2 separate regions of the Homo sapiens genome follow, and region 2 is linked to region 1. Evidence: read pairs that join two places in POLR2A ChIA-PET (ENCODE). Cell type or tissue: PC-3. All regions are shown on one strand.

What was found. ChIA-PET counts read pairs that join two places held together with the same protein. Peaks named below come from ENCODE experiments on the same cell type or tissue, not always from the same donor. Only the 100,000 strongest peaks of a DNase experiment are listed, where the experiment ranks them.
Region 2: POLR2A ChIA-PET joins it to region 1 with 5 read pairs; 2 of 35 experiments call an interaction of 5 or more read pairs at or near these places.

What each region holds. Positions count from the first base shown.
Region 1 is chr5:102,717,515-102,720,014 of GRCh38, forward strand. All of the region lies in intron 2 of LOC105379104 (a long non-coding RNA gene), which reads left to right. Among named protein-coding and RNA genes, the nearest start is that of PAM, 37 kb to the right of the region's middle. In PC-3, no CTCF peak of the experiment used is centred here; a DNase peak (open chromatin) is centred at 1,407; H3K4me3 peaks cover 457 bases; H3K27ac peaks cover 450 bases.
Region 2 is chr5:102,823,621-102,826,120 of GRCh38, forward strand. The region is part of intron 1 of PAM (peptidylglycine alpha-amidating monooxygenase); the gene reads left to right. Among named protein-coding and RNA genes, the nearest start is that of PAM, 70 kb to the left of the region's middle. In PC-3, no CTCF peak of the experiment used is centred here; no DNase peak of the experiment used is centred here.

The DNA of each region.
Region 1 (2,500 bases):
ATTTCTATTTTAACGTTGAATGTAATGAGATAAAGGTAGATTTTATTAATAGGAAAGTTGCTTTTGCTTTCTTATTTCTATATTCCACTCGAAGTAATGAAAGTTGAGATAATGACAGGAGAAGATGTTAAACCAGGGCAAAATAGAAGTTTCTAAAACTGTGCTTTTTCCCTGCTGGCATAAACAGAGCCAACACTCAAGAAAATGCCTTGGATTCATTTTTAGTATTCTCTCTACAGAAAACACTAAACCATGGAGCAGGCACAATAACGGTGAAAGGGTAGAAGTAAAATTACAAGCTATTAATATCTACAGAACTCTTATCATGTGGCAGACCTTGTGTTACATGCTGTTTAGTTTTGTAGATGGCAGAGGCTTAAAGGAGAAAACTAGGAATTTGGAAAGAGAGAAAGAGAGACCCTAAAGTACACATACACACACATACATTCACATATGTAAACGTAAATTTTAGCATTTAACTTATCTCAAAGAATGAGATGTGAGAGTATTAATACATTTAAGAAAATAACTTAGATAACATTGCCAATTAAAGAACACGTTAAGTTTGCTTCCATAAAATATCTCTTTAAAAAGAAAAACTATACGTGTGCTTCCTTTCCATAGGAAATGTTATTTTCTCTTGAGAAGCCCAGTCCCACTGCTTTCTTATATTGACTATGAATGAGAGTGGACTTGTTTTACACTTTTATTATTCCTTTAGAAAAATTAAGTTGTTATCATCACCCAGTAAGTGTTTGTAGCAAGTTCACATTAGCCTGTACTGAGAAACTAGCCAAGAGTCAACCCCAACAGTGATGGATGTATGTTATTATGAAGTAAATGGGAGCAAAAGGAAATAGGGCAGAAGAAAGCTTATACACATGATTTTTTTTTTTTTTTTTTACTCTGCCTCTGGCAGCTACCCTCAATTTAAATGCTCTGACATGGAGATAAGGGATAAAAATAGCACATCTGCTATTAAATTGTAAGGAAATTCACTTAGTTTTAAATCAAATGTCTTAGAAAAAGAAGAATATTTAATCACTTATTCATTCACCAACAAATATGTATTGATCCACAGTTATACAACAAGCTCAGCCAAGTCGAAAATCTAGGAACTGCTCCTGAGCTAGGGTTACTCACAACAGTTCTAAAGCCATAAAAAGTACCCTAAGAAATTAGAAAATTTCCCTAGAAAGCTGAACTCTTCACTCTTAAATCCAGTGAATGTTTAAGAAAATGACTGTGGCTCTAGAAGAAAAACTCCATTTGTTAGTTTTTTAATGGAATTTCCACCATTTTCCATTTGTCATTAGGTGAAGGAAAGGCAACTTAACTCATTACCGAGTCCGCTGTTTGGAACACTTAAGTATTCTTAAATAGGACAAAGGACACATGACAGAGAGAGAACATTTCTGTTCCAAAGGATTGCTAAGCATACTTTTGGTGATACTCCAGATTTCAGAAGAGAAAGGAATGTACAGTTCTAAAATTTATTAACAATAAAAGTTTAACAACAAAGGTCGTTGTAATTTATGAGTCATTGTTTAGGTATCAGTCACTGTGGAAAAAGTGCTTTGCTTAATAGTTCTGACTCTTGTAGAAACAGGTAACGGTATCTCCTTGGCTCTGCACAATATGGCATAGCACATTTTTACTAGGAGTCTAGATTTATCTATACCTTTATTGAGACTTTATAACAGCATGATGAAGATATATAAAACCAGAATTATCTTACACATGTGGCTAAAGAAATGCAGGCTGAAGAAGATGTCACCTACATATTTGGCAAAAGAATCACTCAAATATAAATCATCATCAAATCAACCAACTAGAGCAGTGATTCTTGACCAAGGGTAATTTTGCTCCCAGGCGGGCATTTGGCAATATCTGGAGAGACTTTTAATTATCACAACTGGCTTAGTACTTCTGATACCTTGTTGGTAAAGGTTACTGATGCTGCTGAACATTTTACTATACACAGTACATTCCCCAACAACTGGCCCTGCTATGGTTTGGAAACTTTCAAAAGAAAAGAAAGACGTGTTCCTGCCACCAAGGAGTTAATTGCCCTCACCTGTGCTATATATTATAGTGCACTCATGTGAGAAAAAAAGCTAAAACTGCCAGTAACATTCAATTAAAGGAGTTTCTGGGCTGCTAGTTAGTAAGATGATAATAATTATTAAAACCTCCAACGTAGCATGATTATATCACAAACTGAGATTATTAAAGATTTGACTCAAGCTTGACACTTCTCTTAGTCTAATCTGGCTGCTGTAACAAAATACCTTACACTGGGTAACTTATAAGTGGTAGAAATTTCTTTTTCACAGCTCTGGAGGCTGGAAAGTCCAAGATCAAAGCAACAGCAAATTCTGTGTCTAGTGAAGGCTCACACTCTGCTTCATAGATGGTGCCTTGTTGCTGTGTTTCCACATGGCAAAAGAGGCCAACATTGTGTCCTCACATAGCAGAAGGAGCAGGAGGGGCAAGTAAG
Region 2 (2,500 bases), 110 kb after region 1:
ACCTACTTAACTAAGAATGAGAGTTATGGACCTTCTTTTATTCCATGGGCATTTTCTTCTAAGAGTGAGCATTAAGAAAGAAACTGAAATATGACCCAGAATTAAGCTCTAAAGTCCAGTAGTCCTGAGTTTATGTACTGTAAACACTTGTAATCTATGCTCATAAGTGAACTTTTAATAGTCCTGTTCTCATGTTCACTTCATAGAGCAGAGTCTGAACTTGTTATATGCAGGTCACAGAAAGGGAACTAACTGTATCTCAAATAGACCCTGACCATGAAAAAGATACTAGTTCTGCCCCCTTCTTCGTTTAGGAGAAAAATACTCAAAGTTTCATTATGTAATCTTTTCTTTGTATGTTTATTAAACATTAATTCAGCTTATTTATTGTTGTTTTAAAGAGCACCAGAAATGGAAACATGTAAGATGACATTTGGTTTATTGAAGCCCTACAAAACTAGCGGATGGTTTAGGGAAGCAGCATTAAAGATGCTATTGATCCTTAATTCAAGACCATACTTAATGCTGCATCTGGAAGAAGAGCTATTGCAAGAAAAAGGCTGTTGAGTTCGAGACTATGTTATTCATAAATATTTAAGAAAATATGAGGCAAGTGTTCATGAGCATAGTATACGGAACCAAATTCCGTGGCGAGGAGGGTTCTGCGAACATTTCTAAATCTGTAGTATTTATTCATATCACATTTCAATAAACCTATGAAGAATACAATTTTATGAAATCAGCCAAAACTTTATAGCTACATTGTTTTATCTTAGTCATTCTATGTACAAATGGAAGGTGTAATATGTGATAGTCACTGGGATAGTCATTTTGTATTTAAACTTCCTTATACCAAATACAGAATCTCCAAGTTTTTGTCTTTAAATATTTTCCCAACACTTACACTATATTTGATAGTGATTAAAAAGCTGAGTATAATTAATTGGTACCATGTATAACTGTGATAGCTGCATCTGGTTACTTTTCCTGTTACTCACATTACTCTGTTTTGCTATAACCACTCTATTTGTGAAAGTTTTTATGCTGCCTGCTCAATACATGCTAAATGTTGCTTTTAGTGAGAAAAATGAGATTTCAAAGCAATATCAAATACAGGTGACAGTGTTTCCTAATTAGTTTTATGGACGTAGAAACAAATCACTTAAAAAATTCACAAGCTCTGGAAATGCAAATTTTCTAAAATAAGGACTCACTCTAAATAAAATTTTATATATTATAAACCACATAGTTAGCATATTATTGCCAGATCTAAAAACCTATATGTAGTTCCTAAATTAGGCTTTAGAGACCCTGCAAGATTTTGAAATGGTCAGGAAGTGGGAAATAACCCACCACTGACACAGACATTGATGACAGACTTGTGCTGGCTTCCTAAGATCCAAGAAACTGAATAGCTAATGCGAAAGCACCTTTCTTACCTGAGCACTAATGTTATGGTACCTTTGTAGGCTCCTGACCTGTAACATTTCAGCCTCTTTTGTAACTTAACAGAAAAAGAAACAATCTAATTTAAGTCATTTTCAAATATACAAATTAAATGGCTAATATTTTTATTTTAAAAATCAAACATTTTCTTTCAGAGCTTCAAAGAAAACTTGGATAATGGATCTCTCTAGATCCATCCAGGTGGTTTTAGATTCTGTAATACCTTTACTTCAACATCGCTGGCTTTCAATCTAAAACTAAAAAATTTATCTTTGGGTGAGAAATTAAATATTGTCCAAATCAAATATATTCTTAATAGCCCAGGAGAATAAACTCAGAAAAGAATCAAAGATAATCTTAGAGGGAACCCGGTTGCTTACTGTGTGCGTATGTATAAGATCAAATATCAAATGCCAGATTTTAATGTCAACATGCGATGCTGGGAAGAACATTTAATATAGAGTCATGAGAAACGGGCCTGGAGTTCAAGCTCCAGGAGTATGGGTTGTGTGAACTTGGCCAAGTCATGGAACCTCTTTGATCCTCAGTTTCAATACAGAGAATAAGAGTAATGAAAATACTACTTCAATCCTGTACAACATAGTGAGATTCTATCCGTACAAAAATGAAAAACAGCCAGGTTTGGTGGCATGTGCCTCTAGTCTAGCTACTTGGGAGGCTGAGACAGAAGGATTGCTTGAGCCCGGAAGTTAAAGGCTACAAGTGAGCTATGATTGTACCACTGCACTCCAGCCTGGGCAACAGATCAATACCCCATCTCTAAAAAAGAAAAAGAAAATAATACTGCTTTCTAGAGTTAGAGTATTATGAGAAATAAATGAGATTGTTCATGAAACTGACTTGTGCTGTGTAAAACCTGGGTTTTATTTCTAACTCTACAATTTCCCGGCTTTGGATAAATTACTTAACAAAATAAAGCCTTGTTTTTCACAACTTTAAAATGAGGATAATAAGAATACAGTGTTTGCAAACTGATTGTTAACAAAGTATGAGCTCAAATCTTAGTTACTATTACTTGCTATTTTTACTAAAT